Regions from separate parts of the Homo sapiens genome. Here regions 1, 2, 4, 5 and 6 are each linked to region 3. Evidence: chromatin loops called from intact Hi-C (ENCODE). Cell type or tissue: PC-3. All regions are shown on one strand.

What was found. A loop is a pair of places that touch in the nucleus more often than their neighbours do. Peaks named below come from ENCODE experiments on the same cell type or tissue, not always from the same donor. Only the 100,000 strongest peaks of a DNase experiment are listed, where the experiment ranks them.
Region 1: it touches region 3 in a loop (3-fold over the local background); 7 of 110 quality-filtered maps call a loop at or near these places.
Region 2: it touches region 3 in a loop (7-fold over the local background); 3 of 110 quality-filtered maps call a loop at or near these places.
Region 4: a loop joins it to region 3, with 3.0 times the contacts of the local background. A loop is called at or near these places in 5 of 110 quality-filtered maps.
Region 5: it touches region 3 in a loop (5-fold over the local background); 8 of 110 quality-filtered maps call a loop at or near these places.
Region 6: it touches region 3 in a loop (2.8-fold over the local background); 8 of 110 quality-filtered maps call a loop at or near these places.

Annotation. Positions count from the first base shown.
Region 1 is chr1:173,060,423-173,065,422 of GRCh38, reverse strand. No RefSeq gene overlaps it. Among named protein-coding and RNA genes, the nearest start is that of TNFSF18, 12 kb to the right of the region's middle. In PC-3, no CTCF peak of the experiment used is centred here; DNase peaks (open chromatin) are centred at 1,182, 2,662 and 3,052; H3K27ac peaks cover 1,366 bases.
Region 2 is chr1:172,857,173-172,862,172 of GRCh38, reverse strand. No RefSeq gene overlaps it. Among named protein-coding and RNA genes, the nearest start is that of TNFSF18, 190 kb to the left of the region's middle. In PC-3, CTCF peaks have their summits at 849, 2,485 and 2,705; a DNase peak (open chromatin) is centred at 2,822; H3K27ac peaks cover 835 bases.
Region 3 is chr1:173,199,920-173,204,919 of GRCh38, reverse strand. The region is part of intron 1 of TNFSF4 (TNF superfamily member 4); the gene reads left to right. Among named protein-coding and RNA genes, the nearest start is that of TNFSF4, 4.9 kb to the left of the region's middle. In PC-3, a CTCF peak has its summit at 2,363 (motif pointing right); a DNase peak (open chromatin) is centred at 2,369.
Region 4 is chr1:173,406,148-173,411,147 of GRCh38, reverse strand. All of the region lies in intron 2 of LOC100506023 (a long non-coding RNA gene), which reads left to right. It also overlaps a transcript of TNFSF4 not described here. Among named protein-coding and RNA genes, the nearest start is that of PRDX6-AS1, 53 kb to the left of the region's middle. RefSeq lists an enhancer at 1-449. In PC-3, CTCF peaks have their summits at 1,831 and 2,032; DNase peaks (open chromatin) are centred at 787 and 1,337; H3K27ac peaks cover 1,089 bases.
Region 5 is chr1:173,040,923-173,045,922 of GRCh38, reverse strand. It overlaps TNFSF18 (TNF superfamily member 18), which reads left to right. Exons shown (of 3, transcript NM_005092.4): 2 at 1,954-1,984; 3 at 4,210-5,000. The coding sequence ends at 4,556. Among named protein-coding and RNA genes, the nearest start is that of TNFSF18, 7.5 kb to the left of the region's middle. In PC-3, no CTCF peak of the experiment used is centred here; DNase peaks (open chromatin) are centred at 2,462 and 2,852; H3K4me3 peaks cover 338 bases; H3K27ac peaks cover 1,073 bases.
Region 6 is chr1:172,973,731-172,978,730 of GRCh38, reverse strand. No RefSeq gene overlaps it. Among named protein-coding and RNA genes, the nearest start is that of TNFSF18, 75 kb to the left of the region's middle. In PC-3, no CTCF peak of the experiment used is centred here; a DNase peak (open chromatin) is centred at 2,130; H3K4me3 peaks cover 283 bases; H3K27ac peaks cover 2,506 bases.

The DNA of each region.
Region 1 (5,000 bases), 140 kb after region 3:
TTTTTTTTTTCTGTCAACACTTTAAATATAACCTACTGTCTTCTGGCCTGAAAGTCTTCTATTGAGAAGCCTGCTGACAATCTTATTGAAGATTTCTCATTTGTAAAGAGTAATTATTTTTCTTGAGATTTTCAAAATTCTTTATGTCTTTGACTTTCAGTAGTTTGAATACAGTGTGTCTTGCTGTGTTGTGTTTAGTTTAATCCTATTTGGTGTTTGCTGAGCTTCTTGAATTTGTACATCCATGTCTTTTCTCAAATTTGGGAAGTGTTCAGCCATCATGTCTTCAAATGAGCACTCTTTCTTTTCTCTTTTTTTCTTTTTCTAGGACTCCCATAATTCATGCAGTTGATGGTGTCCCATAAGTCCGTTAGGCTCATTTAACTTTTATTCTTTTTTCTTTTTGTTACTCAGAGTTGATGATTTCAAATTACCTGTCTTCATCTTTATAAATTATCTTCCTCTGTTGATTCCCTCTAGTGAATTTTTACATTCAGTTCTTGTATTTATTTCTTAGATCTAGAAATCTGTTTGGTTTTTTTTTTTTTTTGGTAATTCCTCTTTTTTGATATTTTCATTTTGTTCCTACAATATGTTCTGATTTCTTTTAGTTCTCTGTCCTTTTCTCTAGGTCTTTGAGCATATTTAAGACAATTGTTTTAAAGTCTTTGTCTAATTTTTCTGAAGTCTGTGTTTCTTTAGGGTACATTCCTAGAGGCTTGTTTTGTTCTTTTGAGCATGTTTCCTTGTTTCTTTGTATGTCTGGATCTTTTGTTCAATTGGGCATTTGAAAAAATAGTCACCTCTTCCTGTCTTTGCAGATTGGCTTTGTGCAGAAAAAGACCTTCACCAATCAGCCTAGCATGAAGGCTGAAGGTCTTCTCAGACCTTTTCTGAGCATTCATGTTCTCTGTATTTGTGCACGTGCTTTCCCTCCAATTCTCCTATATACAGAGCTTTATTTAACATGCCTTAATTTCTCTAAGAGTCTCATCCTTCTTCTCAAAGTCTTAGATATTTTACTGTATTTCTCTGCTCATTATTTCTTGTCCCCAGTCACCTGTGCATTTTCATCTGCTTGCATCTCTCACAGGCTGAGGTTGTTGCTACCGCTTTCAGTGGCTTTCAATATCCAAACTATGACTACATTCTTGCCTGAGTTCCAAGCCAGGAAAGAGAGAAACCAGTCCTGCCGGCAGCCTCCAGACAGACACTGTAAACATGTCCCGCTTTTTTTTTTTCATCCTGTTTCAAGGGAAGAGGCAGGAATTGGGTGGCTTCCTCTTAACCCCACTGCACTATGATGAGAGAGAGACTAGGGCAAAGGCTAAGAAAAATGCCATGAAATTTTCTACCATTTTGAGTGTGGCTTTTGCTTGGTTGGACATTTTCTTGGTTGCTGCAGTCTCTTGACTGGTTTCTAGAGCTCTCACAAGGCTATTAAGCCATTCCTTTGTTGTTTACTTCATGTTTCTGTGGTGGAACCAGGACCTGGATTTTTCTATTCTGCCATCTTGCTGACATCATCTTCTCCAGAGATAGCTTTTAATCTGAAAAGACAATTAAGATTGAACACCAGTGAATTCTACCATTAAAGGAAAATGGGAAAGGACTCCATAAAGATGCCTAATGATAAGGCAAAAAGAAGGGAGAGAACCAAAAGAGAATCATATCCTAGAAACCAAGATAAGAAGCAGTCTCAAGAAATTTTTGGTAAGTAGTGTTAAAATCTACAAAGATATCAAATAAGATGATGACTTATATCAGCCAACTGGATTTGGAACTGTAGAATGCTGAGGGTGGAAGCAACATGTTATGTAGCTATGGGAAGAGTCTACCTGAATAGTGAAGCTGCATAACCACTAAGTGTCTCAAAAAACTGAAACATGATGTCAAACACAAGACTGTTTAGAAAAAGGATAAAGCACTCAGGATTTATGAAATACTATTTGTAGAGCTGTACAGAAAACTGTTTTTCAAATCAATTCCAGCAAAAAAAAATGTTGGCTTCTGATTTGCTTTTCCCCAATTTACAACATATGTGTCTTCTGATTCTGTGTCATCTCTTGTTTATTTCTACTCTTTCAAGTGATGCTTTTGTGGCTAAGAAATCAAAGGCCAGATTTCTCTTCTTAATATGAATTCTATTTAACTACTTTGATTTTCCAAACTTCCCTTTGCATCCCATCGTGTATCCTAGGGGCATTACAGATTTCTCCTTTGATAGTATCATATTTCTACATTTTAAATCTAAATCCAAATGGATAAATATCTTTACATAACTGATCAGTCAGAATTAAAAGAAACAAGTGAAAAAATGCTCCTCAGGGGGCCAATATCCTGGGTGTGATGACAGTAAGCCAGTTAATTTTGTTCTAATCCAAAACCAGAGACTGCACTTATCCCGCAATCCTATCCTGTAGCCCCATCAATGCATGCTTTTCACCATAAAAGAATATAAGATAGAATGTGTGAAAGATGATGGGCAAAGTTCATTTCTACTCAGAAAAATAATTAAAATTATATGTAATATTTGACTCAAAGAGGATCAATATATTATTTCACTTACTTACTCACTCTTCTCATAAATATTTCTTGGACAACCATACTATGTCAGGCACTGTGTGTGCAGAGGTAAACATAGTCCCATCCCCTCAGAGGCTTACACAGTCATAGATACTATTAAAGAGATAGGTACAATGCACTGTGGTAGGTGAAAAGAAGGAGTAACCAATACCACAATTATAAGCTGACAACAAACTCAAGAGTTGTTTGGGAGGTATGCCAGACAACAAACTCAAGAGTTGTTTGGGAGGTATGCCAGACAACAAACTCAAGAGTTGTTTGGGAGGTATGTCAGCTGCTCAGTTCATTTTAGATGGGCTTATTACTGTCATCCCTATTGATAAGAATGTACTTGCTGTATTTACTTCTTTAACATGAGTGTGGTTTTGTGGCAGGCTTTACATTACAGCGTGGTTTGATATACATCAGGAAACAGTTATACAGAGTAATCACTCAGTGCCTACAGGGTGTATAGTAAGGTCCTGGTAATTAAAAACCACAGACAGGGTGCTCCTGGGCCTTCAGTATGGACAAGACCAGTGTGAGTCATGCTGTTTGTATGACAAGCTTTAGGTGATACAATGAGTACAAACATTGCTTTGCTTCCTTTCCTTGGTGTTATTTCATAGCTCTCAGGAGTCAGAATCTTACAGGAGAGAAAGAGTGGACCATTACAGTCAAACATAAGAGACTACCAGACTTTAGCTATACAATATAAAATGTTGTTATCAGTGTTGTGATGTTCAGTAAATAAAACCACCATGGAGTTCAATGTGAAACAAAACATTCAACATAAACTTGGCTCTGGTTATAGATGATTAGTCAAGGTAGAGTGGTATAAACATAGTACTTATAAATTTAAGTCTTGAAAGCTGAATCTAGTCTGATCGCTGCTCCGTGGTGATATAATGTTAGTAAAACCATCCAACCATCCATCCATCCATCCATCCATCCATCCATCCATCCATCCACTCATTCAATGTTTATTGTGCCTCCTCTATGATCCAGGCCTTAGGTGGGTTTCAGGTGTTAGGAGATTTTAACAACTCCTTGCCTTTAGAGGCCTACACCCAAATAGAGAAGATGGTATGCAGATGATTATATTGTGGTAATACCAGTGCTGTCATACGGATAAATACAGTGGGATCTGGGAACACATGGAAGAGGCATTTAACTAAGATGAAAAGGCCAGGAGGTGGTTTCTCTAGGAGGTAGTATGTGGATGAAGTTTAGAGTATGACAACAACTGGCCAGCACAAGATTAAGAAAGAGAAAGTCTAAAGGATGGTTTGTCTCTCAGATATTGGCACTTTCATAATAGAAAGCAGATTCTTGCCATAAGGCAAGATCCTTATTAACCTAATTTGGGGTAAGAACTTCCTTTAAGTAAGAAACCAAGAAAGAAACATACTGAGAATGCTTCTCAAATACAAAGTGGAAGAACTGCAACTTGTAATCGTCAGACTTTTTCAGCAGCAAAACAGTACTGGGCCTCCTGATAATCACCTTCAGGCAGTCCCATCTCCTCTCTGAAAAGACTCAGGGTGTTTCAGAAGGAACACTAGTTAGAGCTTAGACATGTATTCTAACCAAACTCTCATCTCACAGTTGAATTCCTGTTTTGCCCAGTTTTGAGCTCAGGAAATAAGCTTGAGGATAGGCTATAATCCCTAATAATGTTTTCAGAGTTTAAAGCCCACCTGATCTATTGCCTTCTTTTTACCCATTTGGCACCAAAGGAGAGGAAGACATGTCCATGTGAAAACACTTGATTATATATTACTATTTATTTTCCTGAATATTAAAACATTCTTGAAAAATTTTCCAACAACAATGTATTACTATATACATTCAATGTGGATACCATGCATCTATTAAACATCATTTTATATATTACTTAAACACAGTGCCAGTTATGTCATACTGTGTAAAAAGTAGGTTATGGAACTATATGAAAAGTATGATTTTAAATTTGTATGTCAAAAAAGTCTACACACGTTTTTCTTCTTCAATGTCTTACTCTTTGATGACTGGTGCAGGGATTACTACAGAGACAGCTTACAGCCAAGGATACACAAGTGGATGTTATGTTCTAAGTTAAACTTGTATGTGAAAAAGCTGCCTGTTATGTCTTACAAAGAGGGACATTCCATCAAATATTCTAGCAACCTCCCTTTCCTATATTGATAAAAATGGCTAGAGTGGGGAAGAAGGGGTCATGGAAGCAAGGGAACATATTAGAAGAGCATCTCTGAGGAAAAGCCTTCTTGTGGAGTTGTTCAATGTGGTGTGTCAGAGAGGGGATGGTTCCTCTTCATTGCCCACTGTACCCTTGTATCTCCATGGAGCGAGGCGGAACAATATCGACTTAACAGGTGTCTAGGCCACATCATGGAATTGGCAACAGACCACCTATCCCAAAAGACTGTCTGGGG
Region 2 (5,000 bases), 340 kb after region 3:
AAACAAATTTCCAAATTCATTACATACAAATCCTGCTTTCCACATAACTGCAAGAAGCTTTTAAACTAAGCTTCCTGTCATTATATAACAAAGATCCTCTTTTCTCCAGCTCTCAATAACATGTTCCTATCTGAGCCCTCACTGTCAATACCTATAACATCTATAATTCTATAAAAAGTCTATTTATGATTATTTTTATATTCTCCAAGACAATATATTTTTTCTACCATGGTCTTCACTTCTTTCTGAGTCCTAATTAGCAGTGTCACTAGCATGCATATTTTTACTAGCAATCGGCTCAAGGCAATCTAGGGTTTTTCTGTCGTGTTCCATGAAATTATTCCAGTCTCTATCATTGCCCAATACATAAGCCACTTACATATTTTTAGGCATTTGTTACACACTGCTTCCTAACCAAAATCTGTGTTAGTTTTCTATTGCTGCTGTAACAAATTACCACAAACTTAGTGCTTAACACAAATTTATTCCTTACTATTCTGTGTCAGAATTGCACTTGTCTGTAATCAAGGTGTCAATAGGGCTGCCTTCTTTCTGGAGGCACCAGGGAAGAATCTGTTTCCTTGCTTTTTCCAGCTTCTAGAGGCTGCTTGCATTCCTTGGCTCATGACTCTTTCCTCCCTCTTCAAAGCCAGGGCAGAGTATATTCAAATTTCCTCTCAGGCATTCTTGATGCCTTCTTATAAGGATTCTTGTGATTATATTGCATCTCAGATAATCCATGATAATCCCCCCATCTCAAGTTCCTTAACTTAATCACACTTGCAAATTCCCTTTTGCCACATAGGGAAACATATTCACAGGTTTGGGAGGTCATTATTCTTTCTACCACAAGGTGAGCACTTAGATTATTGATTTGAGATCTTTTCTCTTTTATAATATATTCACTTGGTGCTCTAAAGTTTCCTCAGCACTGCTTTAGTTGTGCCCCACAAATTTTGATCAGTTGTATTTTAATTTTCATTAAGTCCAATGTTTTTTCCTCTTGAAACTTCCTCTTTGACCCATGGATTATTTATAAATATGCTATTTACTTTTCAAGTGTTTGAAGACTTTTTATTATCTTTTTAAACTTTTATTTATTTATTTTTTGGGATGGAGTCTCGCTCTGTCGCCCAGGCTGGAGTGCAGTGGCGTGATCTCTGCTCACTGCAAGCTCCGCCTCCCGAGTTCACGCCACTCTCCTGCCTCAGCCTCCGAGTAGCTGAGTAATTTGTTACTACAGGTGCCCGCCACCACACTCGGCTAATTTTTTGTATTTTTAGTAGAGACGGGGTTTCACTGTGTTAACCAGGATGGTCTCGATTTCCTGACCTCGTGATCCACCGCCTTGGCTTCCCAAAGTGCTGGGATTACAGGCGTGAGCCACCACACCCGGCCTTGTCTTTTTTTATTTCTAATTTGATTTCATTGTGATCAGAGGACACACTGTATAATTTCAATTCTTTTAAATTTGTTGAGTTTTTCTGTTTTTTAATTTTAGGATCAAGATATAGTCGATCTTGGTGTGTGTTTCTTTGGAATTTGCAAAGAGTTCTGCTGCTGTTGGATGAATTGTTCTATAAATGTCAATTATATTTTGTTAGATGCTGTTGTTTAATTCTATAGTCTTGCTTTTTTTGTCTAGTTTTCAGTTTTGACAGACTTGTGTTGAAGTTTACAACTATAATTGTGGATTTGTCTAGTTATTTTCAGTTTTTGCTTCAAATATTTTACTTCTCTGTTGCTTGGTGCATTTACATTTAATATTGCTCTGTCTTCTTCATGGAGTCATCCCCTAATTATATAATCTCTCTGTTTTGCAATTTTCTTTGCTCTTGAATCTAAATTATTTGATAGTAATATAGCCACTTGTTTCTTTTGATTAATGTTTGTAAGATACCTTTTCTACCATTTTAATTTTCAACCTGCCTATATCATTATATTTTAAGTGAGTTTCTTGTAGACAACATATAGTTTTCATAATTTTTAGTGTACTGTGCAATCTCTGACTTGCAATTGGTATAGTTAGACTACATTTAAGGTAATTATTGATATATTAAGACTTAAATCTACCACTTAATTTTTGTTTTCTGCTTTGCATTTCTGTTATTTCTTTGTTTTCTTTCTCTTGTCTTCGTCTGGTATGCTAGAGAAGTTTTTACATTTCCTCTTTGATTAGCTTTAGAGTTTTTAATTATATCTTTTATATAGTTTTTTTTAGTGGTTTCTTTAGGTATTATGTTTACATACATAACTTATCACAGTCCACTGTCATAGTCATTTTACCAGTTGAAATAAAGTGCCCCTTTATCCTCCCCTGTTAATAATGTAATTTCCTTAAATATTTCTTCTACATATGAAGCCAGTTATAAAATATAATTTTTCCTTCAACTATCAAACATAATAGAAAAAACTCTAGGAGAATTAAAACCTAATATATTTACCCATATTTTTGTTTACTGTGTTCTTTCTTCCTTCTTGATGTTCTGAGATTCCTTCTTGTACTGTTTCTTTGTCTATAAAGGGGCAGGTAATAAACATTTTAGTCTCAGTGGGCTGTGGGTGAGTATCTTTTGTAACTACTCAATCCAACAGTTGTAGTGTGAAAACAGCCTGAAGCAATATTAAACAAATAGGTTTTGCTGTGTTCCAATAAAAATTTACAAAACAGGCAGCAGACCAGACTGACCCCTGTCTAAACAAGAGCATTTTCCATAATCACTTCACCTTTTTTTTTAAATGCTGATGCAACCTTAGATTCAAACAATGTGGAATTTAGCTTAAACATACAAACTGGAAACCTAATCTATGACTGTATTTCCTAATGTAATGTGCAATTACTGATTCCTTTGGCATGAGTTCTATAACCACATAATCATCTTTTATAAGCAGTTTCTTTGTTGTAGTACTGGGAGCCTTATCTCTGACAGCAAACTTGTGTTTTCTTTTTTTATTTTTTGAGACAGAGTCTTGCTCTGTCACCCATGCTGGAATGCAGTGGCGCGATCTCAGCTCACTGCAAGCTCTGCCTCCCAGGTTCACGCCATTCTCCTGCCTCAGCCTCCCAAGTAGCTGGGACTACAGGCACCCGCCACCACACCCGGCTAATTTTTTTGTATTTTTTAGTAGAGACGGGGTTTCACTGTGTTAGCCAGGATGGTCTCGATCTTCTGACCTTATGATCCGCCCACCTCGGCCTCCCAAAGTGCTGGGATTACAGGTGTGAGCCACCACGCCTGGCCCAAACTTGTGTTTTCTTAATTTAATCTTGTCATGATATGAGATTTCCTGCCTTAAATATACTTATTAACTATTATGTTAGATTTTTTAAGTTTTAAGTGGGCTGGCATTTTTAAAAATACATTTTTCAATATTTGGTTAAAATTATACTTTTTTATATATACTCATTTTGATATTAAATTGTATAATTAGTAATTTCAAAATTAAAATGACCAAATATCATAGAAATCGTATTGTCATCACCAATTGTTGTACTCTATCAAATTGTTGCAACTGATAGAACTCTTTTTTAAAAAAAATTATTCTTGGGGTACAATGCTTGAAAAAGCATGACATGGTACATAGAAATAGACATATAAAGCCAGGAGTGGGGAAACTTGTGTTTTTGAAAGCTGTAAATATTTAGGCTGATTTCCCAAAGAGGAATTCAGAATTATTTAGGGGGAGAGAACTTATTTTGTCTTTAGAAATACTTTAATAAGCCTTTACTTAATGTAAAATTAGACCTGGTGTTTAGTCTGAAAGAGAAAGATAGCTCAAAGGCAGAGCTATATTTCTTTGTTTAATAAACAGAATTTTGGCATTCTCTCCTGGCTAGACACTGGGGGAAAGGAGACTAAAATGAGGCCCGAGCAAAGAGCGTGTGGTGGGCAGTCCTGAGAGAAACAGTGGTTTGGAGCCACCTAAGGCCTAAACAAGAAAAGCAACCAGTGACAAATTTGCTATGTTGTGGATTGCGAAGGAATGTTAAGAAAATAATATGTCTAATATTGCATTTGTCTGTTGTCTCTGCATTGTGTTGTAATCCCACCATGATATTCCCAAACATACAGCATAGGTCAATTAAACACAATAGCCTTTTGGCAGTGAGGGGGATATGTTCATGCCTATCTATGGGATGAAGGGGTGAAGGGAGAGAGGAGCAGCCAGGAAAGGTAAGGTGAGAGAGGACCAGAGCCAGGGACTGGGAGCAGGAATACAGACCTTGTGGCATCCAGGTGGGACTGGTTCCCCTCCTACTTCCCTGACCTTTCTTTCTCAATCTCACCTGTGCTGGCTCCTCCTCATTTCCTAAACTATAAACATGAACTCTAAACCTCTTTTCTTCAGACCTGGTTATATTCATCTCCAAGGCCAGAACTTTTCAAAATGTGGCCTTGCAACCCATTAGTGCATTGTAAAGTCAATTTAGAAGAATGTGACCTGTATTTTTGATGAAATAAATTAAATATAACTGAAAATGTCAGAGTATAATATATGTGGTAAAGGTTGGCTTTTCTCATGAAACTTTTGAATCAGAGTGTATGTGTATCTGTGTGTTGGGGGTGGCAGGATGGAAGAATGTGTTTACCATGTTGTAATGTGACATGCGTAAATTTATTCTGTGGCTTGTGGTCCATAAAGTTTAAAAAAGCACAGCATTAGGTGATCTCATCCAGTGTGATGGTTTTACATACCACCTCTATGCCATGATTCGTAAATACAAATCTACATCTTCAGTGGAACTTAATTGCTAAATTCAACTCACCTACCCAGCTATTTAGTTGATACTGCAATTTGGATGTCCATCAGGTATTTCAAACCAGCATGACCAAATCTGAATACCTGGGTCCCCACATGCATGCCCTACCTGCTCTTCCTGCAGTCTTTCTCATCTCAGAATATGGGAACTTTACCTTTCTGGTTCCTCAGGCCAAAAACTTTGCAGTCATCTTTAACTTTCTCTCTTTCTCTCTCTCTCTCCCTGTCTCCCTCCCTCC
Region 3 (5,000 bases):
TGTGTGTGTGTGTGTGTTTCTGTGTGTTTGAGAGAGAGAGAGAAACAGAGACAGAGAGATTGAGAGAGAACATTGTAGAGCAGCTGCTGACAAAGAGACATAGACTAGTAGCCATTTAAAACTCATCTACAATACTGTTTGGAAGTTTGATTGAGGGATCGGGTGGTGGTGGTGGTGGTGGTGTTGGTAGTGATGAGGCAAGTCAAACCTCTATTTTATAAGACATAATGTTACAGTGATGTGTATTGGAGGTGAAATAGAGCTGAAATGCTCACCATTTACCCAGTTAAATTGGACCTCTTTTATTGTGAGAGAAAGGTTTTTGGGAAATAATTGTGATTTTCCCTTTTATTTCTTAGATTTAATTTTTTAGCCTTATAAAATAATTGCCTACATGAATGGCTCTGTAAATACAGATATAGCTACCAAGCTCCATTTGGCCGTCAGCTTTCCTTTCAATCAAGTTTATTTAGTAGCCTCTGTTTTCTCATCACTGGGTTAGGTCTATCTACATGCAGGAAATGCAGAATATTTTGTTTTTAAGATGCTAGAAAAAAAGTTAGACCCTACCCACTCCTCATCTAATTTACTTTCCTCTTTGAGCCTTGATTTTTATAATCTGTATTATGAGAAAGTAGGATCAAATGATCAATAAGATGTCTTCCAGCTCAATATCTTATGAGTATATAGTTTATATATTCATAGAATGGATATAAGGATTTGAGAAATACAAAATGTGAGTTAGTATATTTGTGTTTAAGCTTATGGATTTCCTGGCTCCTAAGAAGGGATTGAGGGGAATCAAATTTGCACATATGTACTTTTCTATACTTAAGTTATATATTCTGTACATATCTAAATAACCTATTCTGGATTAGCAAAACACACTGTTTAGAAAAGGGAAAGAAGTGAATGCCCTGTAAGAATATTCATGACATAAGGTATATAATTCAGTGCTTCTGTCACCAAAACCAATACACACTGTTTGGATATTACATTGGGACATCCACTTAAATTGTCAGGCTTCCAGTCTTACCTGGAACTTCAGCTATGGAACAAAGGCAGAAAAAGCTGACCTATAAGGTGTGAGAAACCTCACTGAAACCATTGAAACTTGGCTTTTCCAAGATTCATATCACCTTTATCATCATGCTCAAAGACCTGAAGGCTTTTAGTGATTTTTTTCAGCAATTCCTACTTATCACTTTTTTTCAGTTCTTATCACTTTTTTTTCAGCTGGGAACAACAGAAGTAGAGATACTTAGAAAGTGAGTTGACCAGTTCTGTATCAGTGAAAGCTGGAATTAGAATTCACAGTTTCTTAATGAAGTTTCGGGCTACAACTTGGACCTTTCTTTGTATCATTTAATAAGAGAAAGAGGAGTTTGCCTGAAAAAAATATTGTTTCAGATTAGCTTAATTTAAATGTCTCCATGTCATTTAGAAAGTTTTTAGAAGTTCTTTTTTAACAATAGACCTGCAAATAAGATAATTTCAAAGGCATTTGAATTTGCTTTTCATAAGCAAATCTTTGAGAATTAAAAAATTAACATCTGAAGTTGACTTGGCTTGTCATAAGGCATTTTGAGGCTTCTAAAGGAGGTATTAAACATATAGAATCATTGAATTTGGGGGCAGGTATTAGATATAGTCTATTTACAGATAAGAAAACAGAAACCTAGAGAGGGTAGGTGAACCATTCGTGACCACTTAGCTGGTTAATTCACCAGAACTCCTGATTCCTACACTATGGTTCTTCTTATTATCAATGAAACCATCCTTACACAGATTTTTTTCCATTGAGTGTTTACTTGTGCTAGGTACCATTTGAGGCACTGGCGATATAAACATCCATTGGAGAAGGTTTTTGAACTATTTACACTCACAGTCAAGATGCAGGGTGGGGACAAAAGAGTGACATGCTCAAGGGACAATGGGAAGATGAGAGGAGGGAGGAGGGAGGGCTGCCTCAGCCTTCTGGGGAGTCAGGAAAACCTGCAGGAGGAGATAATGCTTCAGCTAATACTAGAAGGAGGAGGATAAATTATTTAAGCAGACAAGCGGATGGGAATTGGTGGGTAGGGGTAGAAGGCTTACTAGGCAGAACAGCAAGTTTTTCTGAATAGCTCAAGTTGAGTGTTCCTGTGGGAAAGTGGTGGAGATGAAGCTGAAAAGCTGGGGAGGTGGGGAGCAGTTCACAAAGGATCTTGTGAATCATGCTAAAGGAACACGCTTCATTCTCTCCTACGCCAAAGGAAATACAGGAAAAATTACCAACATTGTTACCTCTCCAAATTTTGCTTCTCTTGTGTAGTCTGTATTTTGGCAAATATAGAAAGTGAGTCTAATCTGAACAGCACTAGGGGGCACCACAGTAAAAGTAACGATTCTCTTGTGTCTGAAGACAGCTTATCCTCTTTTCCTGAAGAGTTGATTAGAAAACTTCTCAGGCAGTCAAGTGCTCATCCACAAATAAGAGAATGAACAATATCAGGGGCAGCTAATATTATTCACTATTTGCAGAGTGATGATATTTTCTAAATGAAGTGTTTAGATATATGTTTTGATCTGGGTATTCAAAATAGGACAGAATAATTTGGATGGGGATGATGCTGGAAAATATTGCACGTGTATGCACATATAGATCCAAATATACACACACAGAGGAGAGTTGGGAAACAAGCCAAAAGGCTCTAGGTATAGATCTAGGGATACAATCTCTCTGTTCCTCTTCTCTGACCTCAGCTGCTGGTTACTAGTACTGAGTAGACCCAGCCTTGTTTAGGGGCTGGCCACCTTGGCCTTCCACTTCTTCTTCTTCTTTTATATATATGTGTATGTGTGTGTGTATATATATATATGTATATATATATAGCAATTACTTCTCTCTCAAATGACAGCTTACCCCACTTCAGGGATTCTCCATTCATGGAAAATGAAAGTTAATCCTTTTGCATCATTTGGGTTAGAGGAGCTACATACAGTGTTGTTATTACTGTTTAATGAGGGAAAAATAACCCAGCTGAGTTGTAGGTGGAAAGGTTTATGTTTCCATAGTCACTAATGAAATACATGGTAGAGTTGGATTGAAACTGAATTTTCTACCATCCTATGCTTTGTATATTTCGTTTGTAATCACCCATGCTTTTGATAACCAATCTTTTCAAACAAAGGAATTAAAACATTTGCTTATACAAAGCTATAAAACATCATCTCAGATTTTGGAGGACTCATTGAAGTATAAAGGGAGTGCCCTGGGCCAGGAACCAGAATTTTTCAGTCCAGGCTTTTACCTCTTGACCCCAAGTAAATTTCTTGAAATTCCCTGGGCATCAGTTTAATCATTTCCAAGACTGGAATTTGGTTGTGGTGAGGATTAATTGATACACAGCTTTGTAAATGCTAAGATTATTATTATCATTATCCATGAACATGCTTCCGTTAACATACTGCTACTAAAATGTTGACTTTATAGTATGTGTGTGCACACATACACACACACTGTAACTCAAATCTCAGAAAGCATATCAAAGTTAATGTTAACCATAACTTCATGAACCTTGATTTCCCCAATGTAATTTTTAGGATTAAAAAATCCACCTTGGAAGAGTCCTATTATTTTTAAACATAGATTTCTAATTAAGATTTCATGGGTGCATTAGAGAGCAAAAGAATGAAGGGGAGAATTTATGAGGTTATGAAGTGTGATTAGGTTCAGTGTCTGCACGTGGTTCAGAGATCTAAAATTACGTACTCAGAGCACATGGCTTAGGCTATTTCCGTTTCTTCTTATTTTGATATATTTCATCCAATTCTCCAATGACTTGGCTACCAAATAAGGCAGGAAATTAGATTTATAAGAGGCATATCATCTGGTTCACTAATCTAGAAACATTGGGGAATATTCCTGGCATAACTAAAATCTTTTTTCAGTAGGCCTTTCATTCTGAAATGCACCTTAATTTTTATAAGTTTGCCTAGCTTGATAACATGCAAATGCTATTTAAGAACACATGCTTCTTGACAGAAAGATGGACAAACAAATCTGAACTTTAATTCTTCTTATACTAATTTAATAAGATCTTGTGGTTAGAGAGCCTTCATTCCCAAAGTACTATATTGTACAGGTGGGGAAGTGAGGGCTCCAGTGAGTTTAAGTGATGTAGCCTCAGGGCTGGGCTCCCCAGCGGCAGCCAGACCTTCATCCTAGAAAGCCAGTGAAACAGTGTCAAAGATCAAGATGGAATGACAATATTACAAAAATGATAAAGAACATCAAAACATGCATCAAAGGAAAGCATCTTAATGAGATATAAAATAAGTCATAAAACATGTATTTTACAGTTTAGTAATGTAAAACATATTTTGAATTACTTGTGTGTTGGGTGATGACAATTTTTAGCTTCTAAGACCCCCATGCATATTAATCTGGCCCTGTATATGGTGCAATAAAACCTAAACTCAAACCGTTTTTTAGAATGGACGGGTAGCAGGGAGGTTGAATGGTATTATTCAATGTACTACTTGCAGTAACAGTCTCTCATCTTTGCAGAGCTTTTTCCTACTTCTGACCTCATTTCTTCACTAAGACCTTGGAGAAAGATGGTGTGCAGTTTTACACTGAGGAAATATGAGGTATAGAGACTTGACTAGGTTTGCACAGAAAGGTCAGGGTTAGAAATTAAGACTCAGTCTAAATTCCAGTCCTATCTTCTGTTATGCCTGGCCACGAGGCCACGAGTCTGAGCTTTAAGAATGTTGGCTAGCTGTTTTTAAAATTCATTTTCTTTTTTGGCATTAGTGTTTTTTGAAGAAAAATTGGAGGAAGGATTTATGCCATCATAAAGGGAAGAAAGACTCTTTTTAAAAAAAGATTTAAATATACTTACACAAATGTAGATAACATAATCAACAAAGCTTTAACAATCACATAATAACTTATGGATTATTTTTATAAAATGGTCAAAGCATTGTATGTATGATATATTTGTACAAGAGAA
Region 4 (5,000 bases), 210 kb before region 3:
CCTTTGACCATGGGCAAAGTGATATGCCCTGGTCCGCAGCAACAGAGACTTCAGGAAGCCCACACACGTCAAGCGGCCAAAGCGGACCAGTGTCAGCAGGGGGAAATCAGAGGGACTTCCCCCAAGTCCTTCCTGTCAAAGAAAGAAGCATGAGAGGCCTTCATGAAGGTGAAAACCACACATTAAGGACTAGTCCAGACTGGGTACATGTCTCCCCAGTGCAGCTGCTACCCCTTGGGTTTTACCCCAGGACACTGGGTTCCGTCCTGTCATGGTGGTCAGTGCTGGAAAGTTGGGGTTTAAAGCTGTACACAGAGCTTCAGGCAAGTCCTAGGCCAAAGTTCAGTCCAAGGAGCACCAAGGTCTTCTCACTAGCAGCAGGTAGGAAATGATGGACATTGGATGATAACCTGGAGGCCAGTGACATGGTGAGACCACTTCTGACTCCCTCATTTCCCATCTCTGACATCACATCTCCACCACGTGGGCTCACTTAGACATGCTCACAACTATTAAGGTACCACTGGGGGCTTCCTATGACCAAGTCCCTTTAAATGTCTTTTGAATGTTCCCTCCCATTGTGAGAGGAAGGTAGTAATAAGGTGGTACCAAAATAGAATCTTGACACCCATTTACAACTTTTATTTGAGAAGAAGAAATGGGGAGTTGATGAGTGAGTATACGGAGAACCAGTGAGTGAGTGAATGTATATATGTATCTATTTACTTTCCTGGGCCCCAGTAACCTTATTCCTTGAATTCTTGTTGAACCGCAAATTTAGAGCTTCTTTGTAGGTTAGTCTGGTGATTCACTGTTGGTTTGTGGGTGTCAGACATGCAACTGTGACAGCTGTCATCATCTTCTGTTTATGCTGGATTGTGGACTTCTTAAGATCAAGGCCTGTGTCTTTTTTTATTTTTTATTTTTAAATTGAGGCAGTGTCACACTCTGTCACCCAGGCTGGAGTGCAGTGGTGCAATCACGGCTCACTGTAGCCTCAACCTCCAAGGCTCAGGTGATCCTCCCGCCTCATTTTTTGATTTTTTGTAGAGATGAGGTCTCACTATGTTGCCCAGGCTGGTCTCAAACTCCTGGGCTCAAGTGATCCATCCACCCTGGCCTTCCAAATTGCTGGGATTGTAGGTGTGAGCCACTGCACCTGGTTTTTTAAAAAATTTAAGTTTATGTTTTATTGAAGTATAATATGTATACAGAAAAGAGTACAAACCTTGAATGCAGCAGGAGGGTGTACATGTACATAAAGGACTTACACCCGTGCACTCAGAGCCTAGATCAGGAAGCATGGAGAGCTGCGGGAGCTCCTCAGGGCTTACTGCCAGCCACCACTTCCCCTTCATCCTCCTGCCAGCGTAACCACTGCCTGCACTTCTCACACTGTAGATTAGATTTGCATGTGGGAGTCATATTTTTATGCCAGAAAAGAATACTTGATTTTTAAGAAAAAATCACTAAAAGCAAATGTCCTTCAGGGAATACACAATAGTTCAGTTATAAATTCTGTAGTCTTGGGCTTTACCTTAAAAAGTTTGATGACTTTCAATTTAATTTTTTCTTCTTATTTTGAAATAATTTCAATCCTAAAGAAAACTGGCAAGAATAGTATAATGACTTTTTTTTCTGAACTGTTGGAGAGGAAATTATTGCATGATGCCGTATCACTTTAATATTTGAATGTATCATTCCTGGACCCAAGGACATTCTTCTATATAAAAATAATACAACTATCTAAGTTATAAAAGTATTAATAACATTAATACATTACTAACATTGAATCTGCAGACACCATTCCAGTTTCCCCAGCTGTCCCAATAAATGTGATTATCGCAGAAGTTCAGGATCAAGCACTGCATTTGGTTGTTGTGCCTCTTTGACCCTCTCAGAGTAGGGGAGTTCCTCAGTCTTTCCTTGATTCCATGACCTTCACATTTTAGTAGATTACAGTTATTCTGTGGAATGCTCCTTCATTTGAGTTTGTCTCATATTTCCTCAGAATTAGATTTAGGTAATGCTTTTCATTTTTGGTAGGAATAGCAGAGAAGTGATGCTGTGTATGGTCTTCTCATTGCATCCTACAGGTGGTGCACAATTTCAGTTTGTCTTATTAATGGTGATGTTCACTTTGATCACTTAATTAAGAGGTGTCTGCCAGTCCTCTTCACTGTAAAATTATTATTTTTTAAAAAAATTTGTAAATATTTTACGGAAGGTACTTTGAGACTATTTAAATATCCCATTCTGGCCAGGTGCAGTGGCTCATCCGTGTAATCCCAACTCTTTGTGAGGCCAAGGAGGGTGGATCACTTTAGGCCAGAAGTTTGAGACCAGCCTGGGAAACATGGTGAAACCCCCCGTCTCTACTAAAAATACAAAATTTAGCCAGGCATGGTGGCGCATGCCTGTAGTCCCAGCTACTCGGTAGGCTAAGGTGGGAGAATCACCTGGGCCTGGGAAGTTGAGGCTGCAGTGATCGAGCCACTGCACTCCAGCCTGAGTGACAGGAGTGAGACCCTGTCTCAAAAGAAAAAAAAAACAACTCCATTCTGCATGAAATGTTCATCCATTAGTTTTAGCATCCATTGATATTTCTTGTCTGAAACCATACTATTATGATGGTTGCCAAGCAGTGATTTTTTAAATTTAATTATCCATTCTGCATTTAATTAGTTGGCATTCTACTATAAGAAAAAACTTACTTTCTTCCTTATTAATCAATCAATTATTTATATTAGTATGGACCCATGGAAGCTTATTTTATCTATTGGGTTCTAATCTGTTTTCATCAAATTGTTCCCAATTTGGCCAGTGTTCCTATCATTCTTTGTATATTTTCTTGCCTGTTCCTATCATTCTTTGTACATGTCCTTGCCTTCTGGAACAACAAGATATTCCAAACTCATCTTGTAATTTTCCTGCCATTTCTCCTGAGGGGCCTGGCTCTTTTTCATGGAAAATGGTATTTAGAAGTTGTCTTAGTCTGTTTGGGTTGCTATAACAAATATCATAGACTGGTTAGCTTATAAACAACAGAAGTGTATTTTCCACAGATCTGGAGGCTGGTAAGTTCAAGATGAGGGTGCCAGCATGGTTGGGGTCTGATGAGGGTTTGCCTGTGAGATGCAGATTGCCAACTTTCTGGCTGTGTAAGGGGCAAGGCAGTTCTCTGAGCCTCTTCTATAAGGGCATGAGTCCCATACCTGGACCTCTGCCCTGATGACCTTATCACCTCCCAAAGTCCCCACCTCCTAATACCATCACTCTGGGGATTAGGATTTAAATATATGAATTTTGTAGGGGATAAAAACTGTCAAACCATAGCAGAAATCAAAATATGGATGATAGCTGTGTTCATTGCTATTGGGATGTCTCTGCTCCCAGGCTCTCAATGTATAGAGCTAGGACACACACACACACACACACACACACCCATTTACATCTAGTTTTATATCTGTATATTACAGGAAAGCATGAATTCATGCTGATAGTGATGATTTTAATCTACAGCAGCACAGATTCATTCTAGTTTTCACTTTCCAGATTTGTAACTTTTTTTTTTTTTTTTTTTTTTTTGAGGCAGAGTCTTGCTCTGTCACCCAGGCTGGAGTGCAGTGGCATGATCTCAGCTCATTGCAACCTCCACTTCCTGGGCTCAAGTGATTATTCTACCTCAGCCTCCTGAGTAGCTGGGATTACAGGTGTGTGCGACCACACCCGACAAATTTTTATACTTTTTATGGAGACGGGGTTTCGTCATATCGCCTAGGGTGGTCTCAAGTGATTTGCCCACCTTGGCCTCCCAAAGTGCTGGGATTATAGGTGTGAGCCACCGCGCCTGGCCAGATTTGTAACTTCTTTTTCTGACTGTGAGAAGCTGGTTACCTTGATCTACCCTCAGGTTCTGACACTCCACACGGACTGTGCTAATATCCTCCTCATCCTTCTTGGGCCCCAACACCCCAGCCAGGCTGTTTGGTCTGCTTTTCTCCCCTCCCGCACCACCTGCCTCCCCAGTGGCCACTGCCTTTGCTCCCTGCACAGCCATCAGCCTTACTCCACTCAGGTGCCAGCAGTCTGCACCGAGTGAGGCAGTCACCCTTCTCATCCTGCTGCTGCTGTAATATCCTGCCTTGCCATTGCTACTGTCTCCCCATCCCCCCAACTAGATTCCCCTCCTCGCCCTGCTCAGAACCCAGTACCACCCAACAGGCCGCTGTCACTGTTCACTTTCACTTTCACCCCACGGCCACAGGCTCTCCATTCGGAAGCTCTCCGTAATTACCTCTCAGGATTCCCACACCTGGGAATTCTCTCCAGGTCCCAGCTACTTTGATCAGCTCCTTTGAGTAACATTTGGACCGATTCATTCAGGACAGGAGGCAGGAAGACAGAGACTGTCGCAGGGCAATCGCCCCACTGGGCACAACAGACACAGAGCCCAGGGCCCAGGGTAATTTTAGGGTCCACGACAATGTTTTCATATTAATTGCTTTTAAATTCTGAAGAAATAGTGAGTATAATAATTAAGAACATAGCAATGAATCCGGCCTGAATTATATTTATCTTTAAGACAATGTAAAATAAAAATTTTAATTTTTTTAATGGAAGAAGGGGTCCATGAAGGCAAAAGTGCCTAGGACTCATGGAAGTTATAATGCAACCCTGTAATGTCTTCGTTAGCTATGTAGGCCAAATTCCCTGTAGAGTTCCTGGAACATAGTAGGTATTTAATAATTTTTGTGAAATAAGTAAATAAATAAGTGGTCAAGCACTGGGGCATATAGCTCTTGTTTTTCCTATGGCAGACAAGAATAGAGTACAGTAAATAATAATTAATGATGACCTGTTTACTCAAATGAGTGCTTTTTTTCCCCCTAGTAGTTCAGAGCTATCCATATATTTATTTGTTGATTCAAATATTTATTGAGTGCCTACTATATGCCAAAGCCCTGCTTCCTTTGAGTGTGTTTGTATGGTATTGCACA
Region 5 (5,000 bases), 160 kb after region 3:
GAAAGAAGTTCCAATATCAACAACTCATTGGCATTTGTGTCCAGGTATACTGTTATTCTGTCTTGTCACTATGGATAAATTGTCCATGCATCTATCCAAGCCATCTATGAACTAAATCTTATCCTCTCTTGCCTACTCAGGGACATTGCTGCAACAGTTCTCTCCTCGCTCTTACATATTATGCCTCATCCATTTTACAGAAACATTTCCATCAAATGGAAATAGAAAAACGTGTTGTCATTTCTCTCACATTAAAACGTAACAACAACAACAACAACAACAACAACAAAAAACCTCTTTGATCTCTCATCCTCATCCAAACTCCACTCATTTTTTTCTGCTCTCCCTACAGCAAAATTCCTCCAACTTCTCTTGTCCCATTTACCCTTAAATTTATTTTAACTAAGCTTCTGCCCTCTTCACATATCACAGAAACTAATTTTGTCAAGAACTCCAGTGACTACCATGTTGCTCAATCTATCAGTCAATTCACTGTACTCTTCTTACTTGATCTATCAACAGCATTTGACACCAGCTGATCACTCGTCCTTCATGAAATACTTTCTTTTCTTGGCTTCCAAACATCAGACTCTCCTAGTTTCCTTTCAGACTCAGCTTTTCCTTTCTATTGTCCCTTGCTTGTTCTTTCTCATTCTCCGACCTCTAAACATCACAACGCCCCAGTGTTCCTCTCCATCTACACCCACTAACATGATGGCCTCATACAATCTCACAGCTTAAAACATCAACTATGAGCTTAAGACTCTTAAATGTATATCACCAGAGCTCCTTAAATTTCAGCCTGCTTGACACACTTACTTGGATTTATAATAAGCATCACAAACTAATATGTCCACAACCAAACTCATCATTGTTCCCCTCCCCATTTATTCCTCTTACATCTTATCCATTTTAGTGAATAACAACTTTATCTTTCCAATTATGCAGGCCTAAAATACTGGAGTCATCTTTGTTTCTTCTCATTCCCTACCCCATATCCATGTCAGGAACTTCTGTTGGCTCTATTTTCCAACCAAGTATCACCATCTACAGAGCTAGCACCTTGGTCAGAGACACCATGCTCTCTTGCCTAGATGAATGACTGTAATGATCTCTTAGCTAGTCTCACTACATTTGCCCTTGCCTCTGTTTAATTTGTTCCTAGCATAGCAGCCAGAGAAATCCTACAAAAGGAAAGTGTGCAACACGTTTAAGTTCAAAAAGTCTTTTAAGCACTTTGCCATTAGGAAACCAATAACCTTTGGGTGATACAAAAAATGTTTGTGGTTATGCCTGAATTTACTACAACGTATTTTTGAGCATTTAGCATTAACTACTTGTGTTTGTAAAATTAACCACACACTGATGGCATCTTGTAGCATGTGAACTGCCGTACATTGCAGTAGTCTGAAACTTGGAACTGTTTTTCAGGGTATCTCAGATACTGTATATGACATGTAGTTATCTGAATATTATACATGGGTGGTTTCATCAATCTGAGTTGTAAATATTTCTAGGGCTTAATTTACTGTTTTAAATAAAATAAACATAAATAGAAGCTTCACTATTTTCCTTTCACATGCCAACAGATCACCTTGTGCAGTCACTGGGGTGTGGAAACTGCTATTTTGTTGAAAAACTTTTAGAGCCCAAGGTTGGGGGGGGGGTCCGATATCAAATAGTTGTCCTGTAGGTATAGATTAGGTAATGGAATGAGATCTTGACCTTTGTCTAAAAGACCTAAAAGGGAAGCTAGGTAATAAAAGGTAAAGGATGGAGCCACTCAACTTTAAAGGGAGGCTGAGAGGGCTGAGACATGGTGAAGGGAAGGATTTTTTTTATGGTTATAGAACACTAGTTTGCTTCAGGAATTCAAAGCTCTAAATAAATCAATCAAAAAAATTAATGACACTGTCATCATCCTAATCAATTCATCTTTTATTTCCCCAACAGACTGCTAAGGAGCCCTGTATGGCTAAGTTTGGTGAGTAACCTATCTTGCATGTCTTTTACTTTTCTTAGTTTTTGATGCAAGAAGGCAGGTGTCAGTGATCTCAAGAAAACCTGTATTTTCTTTTATTCATTTCTGAGCTACTATGTATAATTACTTATCATGTACTGGGCAGTTGCCCAAGAGCTGAGGCTTTCAGAGGTAAACCAGGCAAAAGAAGCCCATGCCCTGATAAAGCTTATGTTGAAGGCTGCATCTCTGGCCAGGAATGAGCATCTCTCTTACTGGCCTATGAATCTGAGATCCGGGAATCTCCTTTTAATTCTGTGTTTTAATAAACACAACAAGTTTCAGATTTCTACAACCTTTCCTTAAAGTCTTTCTCATGTTTCACATATTGCTAATGTCCAATGGAGTATGTGAGAGAGTGCCATTGTTGTTTCTAAATGTATAGAAGAGCAATGAGAGTTGGAAAAGTGGCCACTTCCTCTACTATTTTCTCTTCTAAGCTTAGCTTCTGAGTCATTTTCCCTTGTGGTCACCTGATATTTGCTTAGAAAACACACCAGTTTACAGTTACACTGAGCCTTAGATTCTTAGAATACATGGAAAATTTCAGATAAATACATTTTTTTTAAAGTTGTTTATAGGTTTCAGGCCAAACATACATTTTCAGTTGAGAACAGACCATTTCTAGAGTTAACTCTGCAACCCCTGTGTTCCTATATAGTTTAAACCAGTAGGTTTCCTTGGCTTGTGGGAATTAGAAAATGTCCTTTTGCCTGTCTCTTTCTTTGTGTTTTGTTTTTGTTTTGCCCATAAGTGGAATGGAATGCATGGCATGTGTGAAATTATGCCTTGATGTGGTAAAAGTTGAGAAACTCAAGTGATGCTAAGGTGGTCTTTAAATGACCCCCTTTCACAGAATTAAATGGGAGAACCAATGACACTTCTTCCTGGTGACCTGCCTATTGCCTATTACATGTCAAGGAAGAAGAAATTTACTGGGCTCCGAGCTCATTGGCGATACTGGGTGGCTTTGTCTTTTGTTCTAGTGATCGCTCTTTCATTCTCCTCCAGAATCTACCTTCAGAGTCTTATATTAGTCATTCATATGAATGAGCATTGAAGTAAAAATGTTACCTCTTCCAGGGTGTTTCCTCATCAAGTTTTCTTTTTAATTATGGGACAAAGGACAAAAATTATGGAGAATTGCAGAACAGATAAGCATTCTGGGTGGTAAAAGCACCTCCCGGGGCTGTGAGATCACACTGCTGTGCAAAACCAAGTAATGTTAGGCAAACATCTAAGTTTCATATGTGCTAATGAAAATGAATGATTAGGTCTTTACCTTTTCTTTACCATTTGGGACAGTATTGCACTAGGGATCCTTATATTTAAATAGTCAAGTTATTTCTATTTATAAACTCATAAATTTACAATTAGCTATTTTTGGGGGATTTATTTAATGAATCCTAAGTAGGTCTTAAATGATATATACCTACAAACTGAGGAGAACAGCCATAATTTAGACACAAAGCACCTAATTCAGGAACATGGAAGTATCATTCAATCAATAAATATTTATGGAACATCTACCAGGTACCAGGGACTTTTTCAGGTGCTGAAAATACAAGAATGAACAAAATAGAGATATATTTGTCCTAAAAAATTTTACATTCAAAGTGATACAAGATGGACAATAAACAAATGAACAATTTAGTTTATAACATCCTAGACACTGACACACTTTATGAAGAAAACTCAAGCAAGGTAAAATGAGGGAATGATAGGAGAACACTTTTTAATATAGCATAATTAAGGAAAGCCACACTGATAAAGTGATAAACAGCCAGTGGTATTTACACCGAAAATGCCTGGAAAGGCATGGACTGCCAACCCTGGTTTTCAAAATTTTGGCTTGTGATTTCTTTCTCCATTAGTCTTTTCTTCTCCTTTCTTTTTCCCACAAATATTAATCAACAAGAGATGCGAAGTCACTTAAGTCATTTTTCTATTCCAAATTCTTTTCCTTAGAATTCTTGCTCCAAGCAAGAAATACTCTTTGGATTTGCAATTTCTCTAAAACAAGGAGTAGATAGGTACTTAAAATAGAAAAATTCTGCTTGAAGAGAACTAGTGTAGATCAGGTAAAGAAACAACATGTATGTGGTAAATAATTAACTACAATCTGGAAAAGGATGAAATAATGAAATAACTATGCTTTCATCTTTTTTATCCTTGTATATTTCTTATAGGACCATTACCCTCAAAATGGCAAATGGCATCTTCTGAACCTCCTTGCGTGAATAAGGTGTCTGACTGGAAGCTGGAGATACTTCAGAATGGCTTATATTTAATTTATGGCCAAGTGGCTCCCAATGCAAACTACAATGATGTAGCTCCTTTTGAGGTGCGGCTGTATAAAAACAAAGACATGATACAAACTCTAACAAACAAATCTAAAATCCAAAATGTAGGAGGGACTTATGAATTGCATGTTGGGGACACCATAGACTTGATATTCAACTCTGAGCATCAGGTTCTAAAAAATAATACATACTGGGGTATCATTTTACTAGCAAATCCCCAATTCATCTCCTAGAGACTTGATTTGATCTCCTCATTCCCTTCAGCACATGTAGAGGTGCCAGTGGGTGGATTGGAGGGAGAAGATATTCAATTTCTAGAGTTTGTCTGTCTACAAAAATCAACACAAACAGAACTCCTCTGCACGTGAATTTTCATCTATCATGCCTATCTGAAAGAGACTCAGGGGAAGAGCCAAAGACTTTTGGTTGGATCTGCAGAGATACTTCATTAATCCATGATAAAACAAATATGGATGACAGAGGACATGTGCTTTTCAAAGAATCTTTATCTAATTCTTGAATTCATGAGTGGAAAAATGGAGTTCTATTCCCATGGAAGATTTACCTGGTATGCAAAAAGGATCTGGGGCAGTAGCCTGGCTTTGTTCTCATATTCTTGGGCTGCTGTAATTCATTCTTCTCATACTCCCATCTTCTGAGACCCTCCCAATAAAAAG
Region 6 (5,000 bases), 230 kb after region 3:
GAATTGGCTCATGTGATTGTGGGGGCTAACAATTCCAAATTCTGGGTAAGTCAGCAGGCTGGCGAGAAGACTTAATGTTGTAACTTGAGTCCAAGGGTAGCCTGGAGGCAGAATTTCTTCCTATTTGGAGGACCTCAGTCTTTTTCTCTCAAAGCCTTCAACTGATTGGAAAAGGTTCACCCACATTATGAGGGGTAGTCTGCTTTATTGAAAGTCTCTGATTTAAATATTAAGCTCATCTAAAAACAGCTTCACAGCAACATCTAGACTGGTGTTTTACTCAATATATAGGTATTGTAGCCTAGTCAAATTGACACATAAAATTAACCATCACAATGTTCATTACTGGGGTTTAACAAAGGTGGTACTATTTATTTCATACAGCTGAAAAAGAAAACATCCAGCAACTATATGAAAGAAAGCTTCAGTTTTTAAAATTCCAAAACAGGGCAAGCTCACTCATTCCACATCAGTGTCTTTAGTGTCTTCAACCATTTCCTGCCAAGGTGAGATTCTACAAACTCATAGTTTTTCTTAATACTACAAGCTTTCTTTCTACGCACTCCTCCTTCTCCTCCACTCCCATCTTATCAAATATAGGTGTAAGCACTGATGAAATATAGGTGTAAGCACTTTTAAAAGAAATGTCTCTATAAAGAAGAAAACATTATAAGCAGAAGGGAGACTATATTTAAACAGACAGTACTAGATATCACACACGTTGGTAATTGTACCACAGAAAAAGGCATAAAACAGAGAAGAAGACAACAATAAAACAACAATAAAAAGCTTCTTTCCAGTGCTTTCTCCTCAAACAGGCCATGAAATGGTCACCACCGACCTATGGCCAAGAAATGACTTGGGGAAGTGAGAGTTCCAGGTCAGCCTCATTGCATGGCAGTTCATATTTTACTCTTCAATGACTTTGAAAGGAACTGACTAATTTGAACCAAACGTAGCAAATTATTACCAAACCCCAGCATGCATCATCATGCTTATTTATTTTCAAAACAGAATACTTTTAATCACTGAGAGATGTTTTGGGCACATAGGACATAGTCTGGCTATGTTTACTACACAAATATTTTTAAGCCCAATTATCAATTATCAGTAAACCCAAGTATTTCCATTAATTCTGTGGGCAAAGACATTAAGGCAATATGACAAATATTTTAAGGTGAGCAAAAGTTTCACCTCCAGTTACCTGGGCAGGAAGTGTGGACAAACCAGTTTGGTTCTATTGTGCTGGTGGTTGCGAGGAAGAAATCATACCATAGCAGAGTTTCAATATGCCTTAAACATAGTATGATTCCTCACACATTTGAAAGATATTCCATTCATTTCAACAATGTTTACTGAGTTCCTATCATGTTCAAAGCCCTGAACTAGGTGGAGGTCGTGGTTTGGGGGAAGATTTACAGATGGGTAAATCATAGGCTCTACTCTTCTCATAATTAAAATTTAGAAGGAAGCATAAAAGCAGTATGTCATATAAGACAAAATATAGTCAGAAACCTAAGAACAGAAATATTTGTGTAGTGGTTTATTGGCCAAATGTCTTTTTGTACTTTAAGAAGAAGAAGGGTTGGGACAACCAACCTCGATTACCTTTGAAAAAGTTGCTCAATGGCCAAGAATCTTGGATAAACTCAGCTTATTTTGAAAATAGTCTCCAGCGCTAACAACAAAGCCTTCCCCATCACTTCATTCTGTTCTTGGTCTTCCTGATTTAGATCTCCAGTGAGATTTTAGAAATCTGCTTCTGTAAGTGGCATTAGGCCATCAGGTGCCTGACACTGCTAATACCTTTGGGAGGCCCAGGCTGCACCCTGGCTTTCCAAGAACACAGAATGCAAAATGAATACTGAATGCCATCAAACATTCTGGGTGCCCTCCACCTTGTCCTTGACCTGATGTGAGCCTGCATCTCTCACCTATCCTCTGTTTCCTTGGTCTGCCCTGGGCCAAAGCCAAGAGCTCCTTGCTTTTTTTTTTTTTTTTTTTTTTTTTTTTTTTGAGTCACTACCAAACTTGTTGACTTTGGCCTTTCCTTGTGATAATTTTCAGTTTAACTGTTTGTTCTGGCCACAGAGATTTCAGTCTAGCTTACAAACTACTTTTATTGTATAACTCAGGGTTTAGGCCAGATTGGTAGCTGGCTCCAGTTACACACCCTGGCTAATGATTCAACAGCTATTGTGTTCCTGGGAAGCTTCTGGTTAGAACTGGATGAAATGATGTGACGTCAGTGGCTGCCAAACTGCACAATTCTTTAGTTTACGTTTCAGTTTAAAGTGATTATAAAGTTATTTTGGGCACTTTTTTTGAGGGACCTTGACACTTGCCACAAAAAACAAAGCCAGATGTTTTTCAGGATTTGATTCCTCTCCACTCATCTCTGTCCCAGTCAGGAACTCAAGGACACCTGCCTTTGGAACTTAAACTTTGATGATGCAATTCATATAAAGTTCAGAATGTCCAGGTTCAAACAGGGCTACATCCATACTAGCGATTCATTAAAGATTTTGGGGGAGAATATATCTCTCCACTGCCTCTTACCATTTTTCCCTAACATTTCCTCCATTCAGTTAATCACTCAATTATTCATCAAATATTTATTGAGTGCTTGCTATGTGCCAGAGACTGTTCTGGGTACAGGGAATGTATCAGGGAATAAAAGTAGCACAAGTTCTGTTCTCATGAAGCTTATACCCCTTAAAATATACAGGGTTAAAGACAGTAAATACCTTGGCGAATTATACATTATTATAAATGGTTATAATTGATATAAAGAAAAATAAGGTAGGGAAAGGGAAAAGGAGGATGAGGCCAAAAGGAGATGTGGATTTGAATAGGGTACTTCTTTGTTAAAACACTGGGCTATTACGAAGGATTGGCAAAAAAAAATTGAGAAAGAATGGCCAGTGAGGTAGGGGGTAAACAAGAGGAGGGTGGTTTTGGTGGTCACACCACTTTGGGAAACTGTTTGACAATATCTTCTAAAGCTAAATATGACCCTGTGGCTCTACAACTGTACTCCTGGCTATGCACCCAGCAGAAACGAGTGCTTATGTGCAAAAAAAAGAAAAAAAAAAGAAAAGAAAACTGGGAAAACTAAAAACATGTACAAGAATGTTCTTAAGAGCTTATTCACAATAGCCAAAAATTAGAAACAGTCCGAATATTTATTCATGGTAGAAAGGATAGACATGCTGTGATATAATTGTACAATGGAATATAAAGTAGAAATGAAAAAGAATGAACTACTGCTACACTCAAACAACATGGATGGATCTCACAGAAGTATACTGCATGAAAAAATCTAGACACAAGAGTGTATATTGTATGAGTCCATCAATATATTTAAAAATATTTAAGTTATTTTAAATTTTAAAATTTAAAAATAGACAAAACTAATCTGTGGTGATAAAGTAGAAAATAGACATTACCTTTGGGGAGACAGAGACTGAGAAGGGGCATAAGGGAGCCTGTCAAGGACTGGTGTTATTCTTATCTTGATCAGAGTAGTGCTAAAGTGCTATATATTTAAGATCTGTGCATGTCACTGTGTACAAGTCATACATATATATATATACTATGAAATACTATGCAGCCATAAAAAGGAATGAGATCATGTCCTTTGCAGGTACATAGATGAAGCTGGAAGCCATCACCTTCAGCAAACTAACACAGGAACAGAAAACCAAACACCACATGTTCTCACTCATAAGTGGGAGTTGAACAATGAGAACACATAGACACAGGGAGGGGAACAACACACACCAGGGCCTGTAGGCAGGAGGGATGTGGGCCTGTAGGCAGGAGGGGTGGTGAGGGGAGGGAGAGCATCAGGACAATTAGCTAATGCATGCAGGGCTTAAAACCTAGTTGGCAGGTTGATAGGTTCAGCAAATCACCATGGCACATGTATACCTATGTAACAAACCTGCACATTCCACACATGCATCCTGGAACTTAAAGTAAACAAAATTAAAAATAAAAATAAAAAGAATTTTAAAAATAAAAATAAAAAAAATTAGAAGTAGAATTGGGAACAGGGACTGGGAACAATTCTTTCATTTTTTTTCCCCTTAACACTAAGTTTAAGTTCTAAGTACATAGACTGTTAAGACTGGGAGATGATTTAAAAATCATCCTGTCCAAACTCCTTCCATAATAGTCAATGAAGCATGCTGCTTTCCTGTGGATGGAGTCTGGATATGTGGCTTTTTGGGTGTTGATCACTTTTCTATAAATTATTTTTGTTGACTTTTTCAATTATGGAAGTCAATAGGTAAAGTACAGCAAAAAAGAGGGTAAACTTAAGGCATGATTTCTTTAAAGATCAAAGATATTGAAACGTGTTCCACATGGAGATGCGAAATTCCAACCAACTCCTCCCTGATGTTTTATTTATTTATTTATTTATTTATTTAGTTTTTTGAGACGGAGTCTCGCTCTGTCGCCCAGGCTGGAGTGCAGTGGCGCGATCTCCGCTCACTGCAAGCTCCACCTCCCCGGTTCACGCCATTCTCCTGCCTCAGCCTGCCGAGTAGCTGGGACTACAGGCGCCTGCCACTACACCTGGCTAATTTTTTTTTTTTTTTTTTTTTGTATTTTTAGTAGAGACGGGGTTTCACCGTGTTAGCTAGGATGGTCTGGATCTCCTGAACCCGCGATCCACCTGTCTCGGCCTCCCAAAGTGCTAGGATTACAGGCGTGAGCCACCATGCCCCGCCGATATTTTATTTTTTAAAAGCACCATTTCTGAGTTGAGAAAGCATGTTTACGGTAGAAGGCATGAGGTGTGCCAACACAAATCCTGGATTATTCCAATCTAGGGGTTTCTCCATGTATGAAAGAAATATAAAAATCTTCTTAGCTTGAATTGCATCTTTTAAATATTTTTAGGCAAGCTGGTGTAAAGATAACATATCCAAGAATGGCTCCAAGTAATGTCATAACCCAACCAAACCACTCAACATGTGCTGGCCCTGGTG